Regions from separate parts of the Mus musculus genome. Here region 2 is linked to region 1. Evidence: chromatin loops called from intact Hi-C (ENCODE). Cell type or tissue: left cerebral cortex. All regions are shown on one strand. Each heading gives the region's core, and the rest is flanking DNA. Links, peaks and the distances in the headings are about the cores only.

What was found. Peaks named below come from ENCODE experiments on the same cell type or tissue, not always from the same donor. Only the 100,000 strongest peaks of a DNase experiment are listed, where the experiment ranks them.
Region 2: it touches region 1 in a loop (2.2-fold over the local background); 2 of 42 quality-filtered maps call a loop at or near these places.

Annotation. Positions count from the first base shown.
Region 1 is chr16:36,066,044-36,074,380 of GRCm38, reverse strand. It overlaps Fam162a (family with sequence similarity 162, member A), which reads left to right and starts at 2,820. Exons shown (of 5, transcript NM_027342.2): 1 at 2,820-2,911. The coding sequence starts at 2,878. It overlaps Ccdc58 (coiled-coil domain containing 58), which reads right to left and starts at 2,721. Exons shown (of 5, transcript NM_198645.2): 1 at 2,244-2,721. The coding sequence starts at 2,294. In left cerebral cortex, for the core only: CTCF peaks have their summits at 2,257, 2,874 and 4,353 (motif pointing left); DNase peaks (open chromatin) are centred at 2,346, 2,713 and 4,458; H3K4me3 peaks cover 2,524 bases; H3K27ac peaks cover 1,437 bases.
Region 2 is chr16:36,617,375-36,625,711 of GRCm38, reverse strand. It overlaps Cd86 (CD86 antigen), which reads left to right. Exons shown (of 8, transcript NM_019388.3): 3 at 4,673-5,008; 4 at 7,086-7,382. Among named protein-coding and RNA genes, the nearest start is that of Cd86, 45 kb to the left of the region's middle. In left cerebral cortex, for the core only: a CTCF peak has its summit at 3,190 (motif pointing right); DNase peaks (open chromatin) are centred at 3,187 and 4,671.

The DNA of each region.
Region 1 (8,337 bases), core at 169-8,168:
AGAGGAAAGGTGTGAACACACAGTGAGAAAACAGCCTGCATGCCAGGAAAAGACCTCACCAGAAGCCAACCCCAACACAACCCTAATCTTGGAATTCTGGCTTCCAGGACTTTAAGAAACCACATTTCTGCTGTTTAAGTCACTTAGGACTGTAGTATTTAGTTACGGCTGCATGAACAGGCTAAAAATGTACCCAATAGCTGGGCGTGGTGGCATATGCCTTTAGTCCCAGCACTTGGGAGGCAGAGGCAGGAGAATTTCTGAGTTCAAGGCCAGCCTGGTCTACAGAGTGAGAGTATTCCAGGACAGCCAGGGCTACACAGAGAAAGCCTGTCTCAAAAAACCAAAAAATAAAAAATGTACCCAGTAAATTGTTGATTATATGTTAAAATGAGATTTGAAGCATCCAATTTTAAACTTTTTAAAAAATTCTATTTAGCTTTGGAAATAGGATGTTTTCTGGGAATGCTACAATGAAGGGGAATGCAAAAAGTTCAAAACTCTTTAAAAACCTTTTAAGCTTAAAATACATAGTTGTGTGAAAACAACATTAAGAATTACTAATAGTTGGAACTTGACAGAAAGTGACAGGGATTGCATAGGAAAGCCCATGAGAAAACTTTTGAAAATAAAAGGATCAATTTTGATGTTGACATAAGTCTGCCTTAAGAATATGTCCATGAAACTAGGAGGAGCATTTGTAAATACCTGTGCCCTGCATCATATGCAAAATATAACCCTCCAAATAGTAAACAAGTCCGGAACTTCATTCAATTTGCATGCAGCATATTTAAAAGCACTCATTTGTTTCAAGTGACTTTAAAAACCCTTTTTTTTGTTTGTTTGTTTGGTTGGTTGGTTGGTTTGTTTGGTTTTCTTGGTTAGGATACCTACATACAAAGTGATCTAACAACTCTTGAGAATATTAATTTTGTTTAGTAATTTGTGAGAATTCCAGTCAACCATGTTTTTCATAATTTTACCAAATTCATCTAAATGTAAATGCCATAGTAATGTTTTACATTGTTACAGTACCTTCATGTATGTTCTGGTTCTATCTGTGAAGGAGTGGGAACAAAAATTAATGCCTATTTACAAAATTAAAACATATGCTAAGACTGGTTCTGGGTAAACAAATCTTTTGATTTTTTTTTTTTTTAAACTCACAGATTCATTAGGTCTTTTGGCCAAGGGGCTGGAGAGATGATGGTTCAGTGGATAAGAGTATCTGTCTGTTCTTGCAGAGGACTCAGGTTCAATTCCTAGCACCCATATGGCAACTTGCAAAAGTTTGTAACTTCAGTCCTAAGAGATACAATGCCCTCTTTTGGCCTCTGCAGCTAATGCACAGATGTGGTGCACAGAAATACATGCCCACAAAACACCGATGCCCATAAAAATAAATGTTAAAAAAATACTTTTGGCCTAATTATTTACCAAATAAATCAATTTGGTGAGGTTATCTTCAAGAATACCACTACCTACAAGCTACTCAAAGTATTACGGTTACTACAGATAGGGAAATGACATGTTTAACAAATTTTACTATCTCTACTTAAAATACACTTTTAAAGGTCATGTTTTTTTGTTTTTTTGTTTTTTTGTTTAGCTTCAACTCTAATTTAATAGCAGAACCATCATTGTGAATTGATCAACATCCGGATCGTTATTCTTGAATTCTTGGTTAACTATTCAACCTTTGAAATTTTTAGTACCAAAAAAGACACATATTTGACTTAAGTGTTACACCTTCTCTCGGGATCAAGAAGGCGATAGCACAGACCAAGTATTTGACTTAACCCTCCCCCAAGCTTCCAAATATTCATTGTATCGCACCACACACATAAAAAGGCACTATGCCAAATACTTTATCAAGTACACAAGGTCTCTTTCACTTTTTCTCTCCCACAAAATCTCAACTTAGAAGTAGGGGAGTTTTGGTAGAAGCTGGGAATGAAGTTCGGAGAACTACTGAACTATTAACTATCCCTACCCACAGCTTCAGAGCTCGGCCTGACCGCTCCAGAATGACCCGGTGAGCCTCCGGCACCTCCTACGCTGAGCACCTCCGCTTTCCAAGGCCACCCCCAGCCCCCATGACCTCCAAAGGCTCCCCTATAAAAAGCTCTGAGCAACTTGCTTTTCCTACAGTTTGTCTATCCTCCCTTCCCGGACCAAAGCACCGACTGGGACGTGGGGACAAAAGGCTGGACAAGCTTGCCACGTGTGGAAAACCTCATCACCTGGAACTCGGCGAACTCTTCACAGTTCACACTGCCACTGGGCGCCGCCATATTGAACGAACACGAGGACCCCCGCAGCCGACCAATCACCGTGGAGCAGAGGTGTCCGCGGTGCTGCCTGACAGCAAATACCGTGAGCCCGGGCGGTTGCCTTTCCTCTCGCTAAGCCTAGAGCATCGGGTTGCTAATGAGGGATGAGCCCCTCGAAGAAGCGTCGAGAAACTAACGGCGTTTGGGGAGGTGAGGGTGGGCAAGCGGTGAGAATGACTAGATGTTTTTAAAAACATAGCTAAGTGGAAAGCAGGCTTCCTTCGGGCATTCCCGAAGCCCGGACGCCATAGGGCCCTGGTCCCGAGTCCCTCCGCGTGTGTGACTCGCTTGCACAGTCCTAAAACACTACTCAGCGCTTCGCAGTTGGCAGACATCGCCCTCCCTCCTCCGCCTTCATCATGCCCGGGCAGGCAGGGCGTTTGGCCGCATCCTCCGCTCGTCGCGCACGTCCCGCACGCCCGCTGCGTCACGCCGGCACGCCCCGCCCACCCCGCCAGCGCCCTCCCCACGCGGGCCCTTGGTGACATTGAGCGCCAGCGCCGCGGCCGCCGTGGGGTGCTGTGCGTCGGCGGAGCGGGTGGCCATGTGGAGCCTCGGCGGCCTGCGCCTGGCGGCTGGTGAGACGCGGGTCTGCGGGCGGCAGGAGGGGGCATCGCCGGTGGGGGTGTCCTGCTTACTGCAACCGTGTGAGGACCGCAGCGCCTTAGCAGACGCGGGGGGCTGGCCGAGACCCTGGTATCTGGCGCTCATTCACGCAGCTCCCATCTTAAGTTAGTGCCTTGATGCCTCCACCTGGTCCCCATCCTCCTGTGAGCTCCTATTAAGAGTTATCCACGGAAGTAATGCTTTCCACCCTGACTTTCTCCTATCCGTTATTCTACTTGTGCCTTCCTACTTGTCCCTCCCTCTTTAGGTGAGGGACTCAAAGATCTCACAGAATACGAGTAATTGTTGCCTTAAGTTGTGGGTGGTAGTACATACTTTTAAACAATAGTGCGGTAAGTGCCGGGACTCTCTTAGGGGAAAGTGTTATGCTAATAACGTAAGGTCTATAGCCTGTTTTCTCAGTAAACATTGGAGCGGTTGAGTGTTTTGGAGTCTGGTAACGTGAACGTATCCCGCCTCGGGGAAATCTAGAGAGCCTTGAATTATCAAGTTGAGAAATCAGAGAGTTTGCAGCTTGTATCTTGAGGGTCTTTAGAGGGTAGCTTACCTTTTGATCATCTTTATGAACTTTCATGATCTATCCTTTGTTCCATGGCATCAAATTACTACAGAGTTGTTAAATTTTTAGAGAAAGAATAGCTCCACGTTTTGTTATTGGAGTAATGTATATTGTAAATGTAATTGAAGCAATGCAAAAAAAAAAAAATAGTACATGGAGAATAGTTGCGTAAAGAGTAGCCGGTGAAGAGGTTAGATTTTACCGACTGAAAGACCTTTCAATGGGTCAGCATTGCTTACACCCTTAAAAACTCACACCCACTCTGCTCTAGAAAGAAAACGGAGAAAGAGAAAAAGCACTCATTCTTTTACTGGTTTTGATTTGTATCAGTTAAGATCTAATCATCTAAAATCTCGATGTGCATGTTTATTAAGTATTACAAAGTTTTCAAAAGAGCAAGCAAAAGAATCAGCAACCTGTGAGTTATGTGAAAGTCACTTAAACACTGGCAGTAGTTACTTTTCTAGACTGTAGCACACGTCATGGAAAGCTAAAGTGTCTTGGAAGATTTCTGATGTTTTGGAACTTCTCTGCTGGGCCTCTAACCAAGACAGACTTCCTTGCACAATTTAACAACAATTTTACTTCCGATGGGGAATGTTTTAATAGCACACCAAGGATGTTATGGGCAACGACTGCCAGGTGATCTGTGAGTGTCTGGTGTGTTGTGAGCACCTTCCAGTGATTTCTTTTACTTTTACCTATTTTATTAATAAAAGCGCTTTCTGATTTACATTATCTGATTTCTACAGCGCCCCCCTTGAATCTTATTCCCTCCTGTCTTTATAAATAAACATAAATCACAGGGCTAAATAACTTGTGTAGCACCACCTGGTGATAAAAGTCAGCACCAAAGGAGGGCAGTGAGTTTGTGTTATCCGAGTTCCTTGCTGCTGTTGATGCTGCTGCTGGAATATGCGCATGTGTAAGTTAACCATCTTATAGCCAGATGGAGCTTTTTTGTTTTCTTTTGGGACATTCACTATGTAGCTCCGGCTGCCATGGACCTCACTATGTGGACCAGGCTGGTCTCACAGATACCCTCCCCGGTGCAGCTGGGGCTCCTTAAGGTGAAATGCAGATGTGTTTGTGAGGTGGACATACACTTTCATACACAAATGGACTTTCAAGAACCAACTGCGATTTGATAAATAACATTGACCAAGTGTGTGGCAGCTCAATTAGAAATGTAATCTAGGCATTGTTTTCTTATTCAGAATACTATTCAGAATAAGGTCCTCAATTTAAGCAGTGGAGCTGTGCGTAACCGCTTCCTTTGGAACTCCTGGGTGGACTCCCTTCGCAAACAGCCTAGAGGGTTTATGGGCTTTAGTTGCTTGTTGCATGAATGTAGTTGTAGATAGATGCAGGTCAAAGTTGTTACAGAATTGCTACAGGTGAGAGGTCTTGTGAGCTTCTGAAATCATGTTCTGACGTTTATGATCATGTACTAGGAAGAGGGACCGAGGCTTAACGTCCATATCCCAGCAGTGCCGGTTCTCTTAAGAAGCACAACTGTTAAGACTCCGAGGCTAACTAGCTTCTCACCCACCCTGCCATGACTTCCATTAGCATCAAGATTAGCTTTGCCATAGAGTTACTAAGTTCTCAGCTCTTACAAGTATCTGTTAGTACATATTGTTTCGATGGAAGGACTCTAGGAAATATCTTGGATTAAGCAAATATAAGGTAAGTTTTCACATCTCTTTTCTCCTGAAAGCTGAATAAAATAGATACAACTTTTAAGATATTGTATCTTTATTTAGATGTGTGTTGTATGTGGAGTCTGTGTACACATTTTGTGCCCGGGTGAAGGCCCAAGAAGGACATGGGTTTCCTGCTCCATCACCCTACTTTATTCCCTCACTGAGCCTGGAACTAGGCTGGCAGCCAGCAAACCCAGAGATCCTCAGGTCTCCACCCCTCACCGCGCTGTTCCTTACAGCACTAAGGAGCCACACCTGGCTCCTTACGTAAGGGTAGAGGAGTCAGACTTATCCACTGATCCATCTCCTCGGCTCCAAGACATTGTAGCTTTCAGTAGGGTGATTGAGTCAGAAGAATGAATAGACTTACATAGTATTCTTCGTACCTTGAAGAAGTTCTGTTGCCCTGTGCTCCATTGACTTGTCAGCTTTTACAGTGACCTTTTCATGGCTGTCACCAGTGCAGAAACCATGGGCTTCCCCTGTCTAACCCATATCCCAGAGCACTGAAGCCAAGCAGTATTTGAGAAGTCATCTAGTCCCTTAATGTATGCAGATGAAGGAACTTAGTACTGCTTTTGGCTTCTTGCCAGTGCCTCATTACTTACCCAGCTGTCCTGGAACCCTCAGCCTCTGAGCACTGGGATGTCAGTGTGCACCGCCACCCTGGCTGCAGGAGGAAACATACGGCATAGGAAGGGAACTTGCTTGCTAAGGGTCACGTAGGTTCAAAGCTGGGACATAACCAATATCTGCCTCCCACTCTGATTTTAGTTCTGCTCCAGTTTGCTCCTTCATTGTTCTTTTATCTGTTCTTGCTAACGAACCCTAAATGAGATCACATCCATTATAACTACTACAATTTTGACTTTGCTTATCATATTGCTCCAGGTAATGCCAGTGAGTTTCTATTTGAGCGTACACCGTGTGCCCCATACACTGCCAACTTCCTAGGGCTTTTTATTGCAGTGTATAAACCAACCCATATAATACAGCTAGAGAGCATACAGCATGTATTAGGCTCTAGGTTACAGAGCATACTGAGTGCTGCTGAGCTGGGTCCTGCTGGCATTGTGCACTTACCCCAACTTCAAAAATGGTAATGTCATCTCGGCAGCTTGAAATCTGCTGTGGTCACTTGAAAGCACTATAGGTCAGGGACTCCCTGCCCCTTTCTTCCTCCCAGGGGGCAGTACACTACTGACTTTAGAATTTAGAGGAAGGGAAAGGTTAAGGAGATAGGATTATCAACTGAAGGCTTCTGGGAAACAGGAAGTGATTTGAGCAAAGAAAAGAGGTAGTTAGGAGTCTGGAGAGGTGTAAAACAGGAAAAGCAGCAAGGAAAAATTCATATTACCTTGGAGCATTACGGGGGGAAGTGTGAGCTTGTAAAGAGTTGGAGCCAGATGAATTTTGGCAACAAGAGAAGGATTCAAAAAAAAGCTGTAGCATTAAAAAGGCAGCTGTGAAAAGAAAAAAAAAAAGGCAGCTGTGTACAGGATGCACTGCTATAACCTGTAAAGAGTGTGATGTAATGTGTGATGTAAGTGACTCAGTGGTTGAGAGTACTTGCTGCCCTTGCAGAGCATAGAGGCCTGGACTTTGGTCCCAGCACCTATGTGGGGCAGCTTCCAATCACCTGTAACTTCAGCTCCAAGGTCTCTGATGCCCTCTCCTGAGTTCCACAGACACTTGCACTCACGTGCACACCTGTACCTATAATTAAAAAATGTTTTTTAAAGATAATATTTTTTTATGTTGTATGTGTTAATGTTTGCCTGAATGTGTGTCTGTGCACACATGCATGCAGTGCTCGTGGAGGCCAGAAGAGAGTGTTGGATCTCCTGGGACTGGAGCTACAGAGGGCTGTGAGCTGCCATGTGGAAGCTAGGAACTGAACTCAGGTCCTTTAAAAGAGCAGCCACAACAAGCTCAAGGCCAGCTTGAGCAACTAATAAGACTGGTACGTGTGTACACACACACACAAAAGGGGGGATAGAAGAACAGGAATGCCCTCAAAGACCCGTTAATTGGGCAGAGTAGAAACCTTACTGTGTTGTAGGTATTGGTGGGTTATGGGTGATGGTGAGAAGAACTCTCAGTTAAAAACCTGTGAACCTCAGTCATCCATTACAGGGTCCTCAGTGAAGGAGCTGAAGAAAGTACCCACGATGCTGAAGGGGTTTGCAGCCCCCTAGGAGGAACAACAGTATGAACCAGTAACCCCAGAGCTCCCTGGGACTAAACCAGCAATCAGAGAAAACACATGGAGGGACTCGTGGTTCTAGCTGCATATGTAGCAGAGGATGGCCTTTTTGGTCATCAATGGGAGGACAGACCCTAGGTCCTGTGAAGGTTCTGTGCCCCAGTATAGGGGAATGCTGAGCCAGGAAGCAGGAATGGGTGGGTTGGGGAACGGGGATGGGGGAGAGGATAGGGGATTTTCGGAGGGGAAACTAGGAAAGGGGATAACATTTGAAATATAGATAAAGAAAATATCTAATAAAAAAAAAAGTGACAGTTAAAAAAAAAAAACCTGTGAACCTAAGAGAAGAAAAAATATAGAAGCCATTGTAGTGAAGTTACTTATTAAAATAGAATGGAGGAATCCTAACGGAGAGGCAGGAGCTCAGAGTCAGCTCAGAACACACCCAGACACCAAATTCTCAGCACAATGGAGATTTATTACCCCACAGGGACAAGCGTGGGGTTGGGGGAGAGTCTCTGGATAGGTCAGAGACAGAAAGCAGGTGTCTCTACTGAAGTGGGTTTTTTAGGGGGAAAGGGAAGCCCTAGGACAGGTTGGTAAGTCCTGATTGTACAGGTTAGCCAGTGTCGCCAAAAAAAATGAATTTTGATTGCTGGACCATGATGTTTAGTCTCTGGAATGAGTCAGTGGCCAAAAAAGGGAATAAACCTTGAGGGCTAGCTTTAAGAATGTAATCTAAGGGTTTTATAAGGGAGAGGGAAGGGGAAAGGGCAAAACCGGTCTGCAGTGTCGGGCTGCTAGAGAGCCCTTCAAATCCTCCCACGGTGGCACAAAGTAAGAGTAAGGAGGTCCTGATAGCTTAAAGATGGGAAGTGGAAAGAGGGTCATAAAAGATAGGACTGG
Region 2 (8,337 bases), core at 75-8,074, 550 kb before region 1:
GTTATGCCCCTGATCAATTGCTACCAGTGTGGCTGGCAAAGGACAACCCTGTGGGGTCTGTTCTCTTCTTCCACCTTTAAGTGGGTCCTGAGGGTTAAACTCGGCTTATCAGGCTTGCACAACAACCTTCTAGGCCATCTCATGGGCCCTTCACTCTGGGAATGCTCCAGACTGGCCTTAGAGTAGCTATGACCATAGGTGCATCCACCATGCTTAGTCCAGTTGGACATCTGGCAGTTGTTCTCTTCTTGTCTGAATCTCCAGGTTTTAGGGTTCTTATTTCGCCTGACCAACACCACTGGTCAACAATAACCCTGGAGTGGGAGAGTCTTCCTTCACTTAAAGACGTACATTAAACAGCTTCAGATTCTTGTGTTGTGGAGAGGCGGACTCTCTTCCCCCAGATTCTGTAGGTTCTGGCTTGGGTGGTACATGAAAATAGCATTCATGGGTCTCCTTTTAGCTCTATCTCTTGTCATTGTCTACCAACACTAAATCAAGTACCTGGGGTAAACTAACAATTCAAACTTAATCTACTCAAAGAGCCATTAGTTCAGCTGCTGTCTTGGGGCCTTTTCAGATTTAAGAGGAAATAGAGTGTATCTCTTGCTATCTACTTGAAAACATCCAACAAGCCATCGGATATGGTGCCTGGGACTTGACTAATGGCTATGGACTGGAGATACGCACCTTGTAGCTTATCCCTGAGAGTTCAATCAGTGGGCATACAGAATAAATCCCAGAGTAAACAGACACATGGACCAGGAAGTCAGACTGAGGAAGTTAATTCCAAGTAAACTGGAGTTTAAAGCCATGTTACTTTTGGTACAATGGCCAGATGGGGTGAGGTCCAAAAGAGCACAGAGCTTTCTTGATGAAAACTGGTAACACCTTTTGTCAGAAAAGCTTCAGGAGAGACAGGAGTGAGCCGTGTAGGGGGAGAAAGCTGTCTCTGCTCACTAGGGAATCGAACAGAAAAGAAAAGCAAGGGCAGAGGGGACCTGTTGAGACAGGATGATGAGCCTGGAGGCTGTGTTTAGAGAAGTAGACTATCACAAATTTCAAATGTTACCTATCTGTTCAGTGAGATTATTTCCTGTAAGGGTACTTACCCACCCAGCTGTAAGATCAGATCTGTAGATTCGAAAAAAGTTTCTTTAGCATAACTTCTACCAGGGCCAAGAGATATATTTAGTGGCTTTTTACTGGTGAGAAATGGTTAAAAAGCTGTATTATGGATTTATTTTGTGTGTGTGTGTGTGTGTGTGTGTGTGTGTGCTGTCCAGTATAATAGCCACTATCCATATGTGACTCATTAAGTTTTAATTAATTAAGATTAAACAAGATGAAAAAAAATTCAATTTCCCTCTCCAGCACTGTAAAAAATGATCCAGTTTCTTGGTCACAGTTACTACTTGTTGAGGATTCACATTGTGCAAAACCAGAGAAGAATTCTCTCCTCTCAAAGTATTCTTTCGGAGGAATAATACTGTGAAATCAAAGACTGGGGTCTAAGAGAGCTAACATCTCAACAAAGTTGAAGAACAGCTATGAAGAAAATGAGAGTAAACACTGGGGGTCAGATCTGAGGTATTAAGCCCTCTGGGACACTGCTCAGGATTGTGCCATGGGAAATGGAGGGTTGCTGAGCAGGTCTGTGGGTGAAGGTCTCTGTGGTAGATAAAGTAAGGAACTTTGACACAAGGTTGTTGGCAGACTTGTTATTGATGAATAAACTGTTACATTATCTTGGTGGTTATGTTGAGTATTGGTTAGAGAGAAGAGCCTTGAATATAATGCCGAAATCCTCCTTGAATGAGGACACAGTGACCAATAGTTAGTACTTCATAACCATGAGATAGGAGACACCTCTGAGTGGAGAGGTGCTCCTCAAAGCCCTTGCTGAGGAAGCCAGGAGTGTCTTGTGGGCCACATGGAGTCCTTTGGGTAGAACTAGATTCCATGGAAAGGACATAGAGGGTAATATTTATTGAAGAGGATCAGCTATAGTGGGATCTAGTACAATGGAACGGGACTTTCAGCGGGCCTAGAAAGGCTTTGGGCGAAGTTTACAGAAAGAACAAGAACCTTGGAGTGTAACAAGCAAAGAAAATGCAGAAGAGATGATGAGTTTGGGGTAACCGACCAGGGAAGACTGATATTCTGGTGAGGTCATAGACTCACAAAGTGGGACACTCCAGGGGTTTCTGTCTGCAGAGGTCCTTCAGTATTCTTGATCACTGGTTCCTGAGTGGGGAGATATGTGGCTGAATTCTTGTGTCCTTGGCTCCTGGCTGCATCATAACAATCAGTCATAGCTAAGTCTAAAGCATTTCTTTAACCCACATGTTAGAAGAGGGAGGATTTCTCAGTGCTTTCCACCAATGGAATTCTAGGGAGTTCACTTGCTTTGAGGCCCCAAGTTCTGGGGACCATAACAGTGGAGGCCTGAAGGCACTGGGAAAGAACAGACCTTGAGTCAAATCTTCCCGATATGGTCACAGCTAAGATATGTCTGCTTGGTTCAGAGTACAATCAAGACAATCAGGGTCTGATGACAAACCAAGCATGTGGAATGTGAAATACTTTCAGTTCCATTCAGAATGGCTACAGAGTAGTTTCTCGCCCCGTGGGGAGGAGAAGGGGACTGGAGAGGTAGAAGTGTATGTGGCTGGTTATCAGCTCTGATCCCCTCAGCTTCCCAAATAGAAGTTCATGGTAAAATGCAGGTTCTGATTCAGATCTTGTGTGGAACCAGAGAGTCTGTGTTTCTGACCAGCCCTCAGGTGAGGCCAAAGGCTTTGGTCTACTTTTTATTGGTAGGTAAAGAGGGAACTGAGGGAAGATGAAGTCCCTGTTACTTTGTGGGAGAGGGGGACTGGGTCAGAGAAGTTGGAGAGGGAGTGAATGGAAAGGAGATTGGGTACTCTGGGTCTCCACAGAAGAAAAAGAGTCTGTGTGTTGAGCGGATGTAAGAATCTCAGAGTGAGTTCACTTCTAGACCCAGGAAGTGCAACTAAAAACTGGGCAATATAAGAACACACCAACCAATAGCTGGCCAGTGCTTTGCTTCAGCTGCCTGCTTGGTTTCTCCATCAGAAATCATTTGCCCAGAATCACAATAAGTTAGAGCCAAACCAGAATATGTCCTGCCCTCCGCACAGTCCACCAGTCCTCACCAAACTTCGAACATTTACAGTAGGTGGCACTCTTGCCTCTCACTTAAGAGATTAGCAGAGGTGGAACAAAAAGCCAAATACAATAAATTTTTCTTAGGTCAATTTTTTGGTATTGTGGGAACTCAGTGATCTCCCTCTTCCCTCTGATGCAGACATGCATGTGTCCTTCACGGATGTCTGGAGTATCCTCTGAGACCCCTTGATTGTAGGTTCTCATGGGGTGTTCTGCTTTGCCAAGTCCATGCCATCGTACCTGCCTATACTATTTCCTGTTTAAAGGGAGGCTAATTGGTCAGGTCAGTTTAACTTCTGACTCACCACCACTGTGAGTGGGACTCCTCATCTCCCTCACCCATCACTGGCCCTCCCTTCCCTCCCTTCCTGAAGTCCCGAAGGACGAGCTGTTTTTATGAAGACTCTCCTCCATTCTTCTCCCCATTGCAGCCTCCAGCTTCATATGAGCCTTTAAAAGGCACACCCACCTCACCTTTCACCTTTCACCTTTCACCTCTCGCCTCTCATCTCCCTCTATTTATTTTCTTTGCTGAGTCTCCAGCAATTCTGTGGCCTAGAAAAAGTCCCATAAGCTGGCTTATGCCAGTGCGTCCTCTCTCTGAACTTTTCCATCATTGCTCCCTTTGGGTTCTAAAAGTTTCCAGGGCACTGCAGCCCAGGAGTAGCCATTGGTTTCTTCAGGGTTTCTGCAGTATGACAAGGCTCATCCTCACCTTCCCACATACAGTTCTCTCCCAGCAGCTTGCTCATCTTCCTTAAATATCCTGACCTCTATCATCTCCCAAGAGCCATTACATTTGCCCAGCTTCCTTTCTGGTCCCTGAAAGATTCTAGAGAGGTCACTGAGAATAGAGACATTGCTTGACACTTGAGTCACTTCAAACCCCCTTTTTCTCTGGCTCTGGGAGTGGAGGCTGTGGGGGCAGGAACTAGTTGAATGTCAAAGAAGTGACTCAGTAGGGCTCCCAAATAATGGAGACTAATAAAAGGTGGTAGCAAGTGAGGAACCATCCATCATCAACAATCTTTAAAAAAACAAAAAACAAAAAACAAAAAAACCCAAAAAAACCAAAAACATAGCAGACCAAAGTATAAAGGGATTGCATGGGGCAGGCAGGGTTTAGGCAGATGGCATAGCAGTTGTGGAGGCCTGTAGCAATTATGATGATGGTAGTCAATGCTCTGGTTTTGAAATTCGCAGAAGCACAGAGAGAATCCTAGAACATTACTACAGACCACTTCCTTAATCTGGTGAGAAAACAGATTCACAAAGTTTGCAGCCTGCACATGTGAACCAAGTGGAGCAAAACGAAAGCCTGAGCTTCAGACGTCCAGCATGGATGCCTGGTTCCAGATCCTAGCACCCACCTCTCCAGTACTATCACTGCCTGACAAGCTGGAAGCTGGGTGCTGTTTCAGAGCAAGGGATCTTCCTCTTCTTGTCTCCTCTTTCCTAATTCTCAGTTTTTCTATTTTAGATGCTGTTTCCGTGGAGACGCAAGCTTATTTCAATGGGACTGCATATCTGCCGTGCCCATTTACAAAGGCTCAAAACATAAGCCTGAGTGAGCTGGTAGTATTTTGGCAGGACCAGCAAAAGTTGGTTCTGTACGAGCACTATTTGGGCACAGAGAAACTTGATAGTGTGAATGCCAAGTACCTGGGCCGCACGAGCTTTGACAGGAACAACTGGACTCTACGACTTCACAATGTTCAGATCAAGGACATGGGCTCGTATGATTGTTTTATACAAAAAAAGCCACCCACAGGATCAATTATCCTCCAACAGACATTAACAGAACTGTCAGTGATCGGTATGTGGTCAGTGCTGTGTTTAGATTGTCGGCTGCTCAGATGAGACCATGACTGAGCAAAGAAACATTGAGGGTGGATATTTGAACAGACTGGAAATGAAGGCAGAAGAGAGTCACTTCTAGAAAGTCCATTTGGAGGGAATGTGGGGTCTGAGAGTGGGGAGCTGAAAGCCCTTTGTACTTTGACAGCTTGTTTCTTGGAGATCAGTGAGAATTTTTTGAGATAAGATAGGGCTAGGTGAACAAAGCAACACAGACAGATTATAACAATGGACAATGTAGCCACTCCTTCTATTTTCTCCTTTTAGTCTAAGATTTTTTTCCACCCGTAGTAATCTGGGTCTCTTGCTTTATCTCTTAGGGTTCTGTCATTCTGAGAATAGCGTATAAATGGAGCTGAACTTTAATCTTTAAGATGAACTTCTTTTATTCAGCAAAATGCCTTTTGTGTTTCATATAAGTTGAGTGTATCAAAAATTTGGAAGTTTTATTTTTTTTAATTGATGAATTCCATTATACTGTCAATCACTGAAAGATACTGGGTTGTTTCCAGTTTGAAGCTGTGACAAACTGAGCTGCTATGCAAGTGTCAGCCTCTGTGTGGATGTATTTGTATTTCTCTAGTGTAGATTCATTCTGAGGCATAATGTTGCTGGACTCGAATGAATTCTTCACGAACTTGGAAAAGGCAGACTGACACCTTTTGAGAAATAATCCTCCTAGAATGAACCATTTCTAAATCCACAGGATAAACCACAGGATAAAACAGGCAAACCCAGACACAGCATGGAGGGTTGCTCTCCTTGAGCGTGACTTGATTCAGTCGTGGCTACAGGGCTTCCATTTAACAAGGTGCTAAGTTTGGGTTCTCAGGGTGTGGCAGGCCCCTTTGGAGAAACAGTGTGTTTTAGGAGGGGGCACAGACCAGCCTTTAAAACAGGTTGTCTATTCATTATAATGTGTATCAGTACTACAACTTAACTCATGACTGCAAAAGAGATTGTTGATGAAGCTGAATGGACTCTAGCAATTCTTACCAAACATCAGCAGAATGTTCAGGGAGCACAATGAGATTGCAAAAACTCAAAAGAGGATGGCATGCAAATGACTTCCATTGTTACATTGTTACATGTTACATTGTTACATGGTACAATCATTTTGCTTATGAGTTCCGCCTTTAGTGGCTGAGCCATCTCTCCAGTTTCGTACTCAATTATCAACTAATATGTAGAATCCACACGTGTCAGGTCCAGGATCTTTGTGCCAGTGTACTTCAGCCCTAAAAACACACAGTGGTAAACAAAGAGGAGAGAGTTTTGAATTTGCCTCCATATGAATCATTTTTTTCAGCAGAGTGGTCTGCAACCTTCCTAATGCTGTGACCCTTTAATATACTTCCTTATGTTGTGGTGACCCCCAACCATACAATTATTTAGTTTCTACTTCATAATGGTAATTTTGCTACTGTTATGAATCATAATGTAAACATCTGATATGCAGAATATCTAATACATGAACACCCCCCACCCCCGCAAAGGGGTCACAACCCATGGGTTGAGAATTACCACTGTTACAGCACATAAAGTTAGACTATGATAGTCATGTCAAAAACCAACAATCTAAGTTTGTAAGCAGAAAGACCTCCCTTATTACTCTTACTTGTAGGTTCTTAAAGATGAGACCCAGAGCATGCAAGGACCATAAACCCTGTGAGTTCTTGATGGAAATTTACCTCATCCCTGAGTGGGAAGGTGAGATGTTTCCCTGTGGGAATGGAGGCCAGATAGTTAGAGTTGAGACCCCAGTTCTTAGAGTAGTGGCTTCACTATAGACCTTGGTAAGATAATTTTAGGTAGCCTATGTCTCAGAGAGCATTCTCTAGAGGAACAAGTAGATGTCTTGAAAGATAACTGTACGTTTATTATGCAGCCCTCACTATGGGCTGAGGCCCACATGGAATATACCTTGAGATGGTCAGGTCTATTCTGATCAGAAAACTGGCTGTCAGTCACTTGTCATTCCTTTGTATCGACATCTACATTTAGGTTGACTGATTCCATCTTTATTCTGCTTCCAGCCAACTTCAGTGAACCTGAAATAAAACTGGCTCAGAATGTAACAGGAAATTCTGGCATAAATTTGACCTGCACGTCTAAGCAAGGTCACCCGAAACCTAAGAAGATGTATTTTCTGATAACTAATTCAACTAATGAGTATGGTGATAACATGCAGATATCACAAGATAATGTCACAGAACTGTTCAGTATCTCCAACAGCCTCTCTCTTTCATTCCCGGATGGTGTGTGGCATATGACCGTTGTGTGTGTTCTGGAAACGGAGTCAATGAAGATTTCCTCCAAACCTCTCAATTTCAGTAAGTCTGCTTCCTAAGTATTTATTTCACAAGGTGCTATAAGCAAATCTTTTATCCAAATTATCCAATGTTTACTGATTGCTGAAAAACCTTCTAGCAGACCACTAGGAAGGAGCCAAATAGAAGGCTATTTTTACATTTTCATGACTCAAGATCCAAGCTATACTTGAAGAAACATGGTCTTAGCCCTGAAACTGACCCAGTCTTTGGAATTATCCTTGGATGGAGGACAATGAGATGCTGTGGATACAAAATAGAGGATATTTCCTAGCAAGAAGCTTTCAACTGACTAAAACACACACACACACATACACACAAATATATATATATGACAATCATATATACCTGCCTCTCAATGGTACTTATTATGCATATAGACTCATTGTAGTCATTGTTGGCTGTAAAGCTGAAAACTCAGAAGATATCTTCTAGTTCTTGAGACTCTCCCAGGAAAATAAGAAATCCACGATGTACATATATGACAACCAAGTTTTTTTTAAAAGATGAAATTCAAGTCTAAATTATAGCTCATGGAAACAACTGCCTAAATTTAAAACAAGCTGATCATCAGTTCTATGAGCATTCAGAGGCAGGCAAGATCTTTGAAAGTCATGTAAGTCTTCCTAAAGGCACTGGGGCCTTATCCTACTGTAAAACAGTTACTGATACTGATAACAGACTATTGGACTTAGTAAACATGACAAAAATAGAAGGGAGGGCGATATAGAGTTCTCTATGAAAGACCCTCACATTTGCAGTGACTTTCTGCATGCTCAGCCAGTGAGAGAACCACAGCAAATTAGCTGTACCCAAAAGGAGCAGGAAATATGTTCAAGAAAAGACTGAGTGAAGGCATGCTTGCAGCATCTTCTTGATGTGCTTCCACAGTGATGAAAGAAGAGGTTGAAACTCAGTGTCAGCTTTGCCCCATAGAGAGCTAGCCTAACCTGTACCC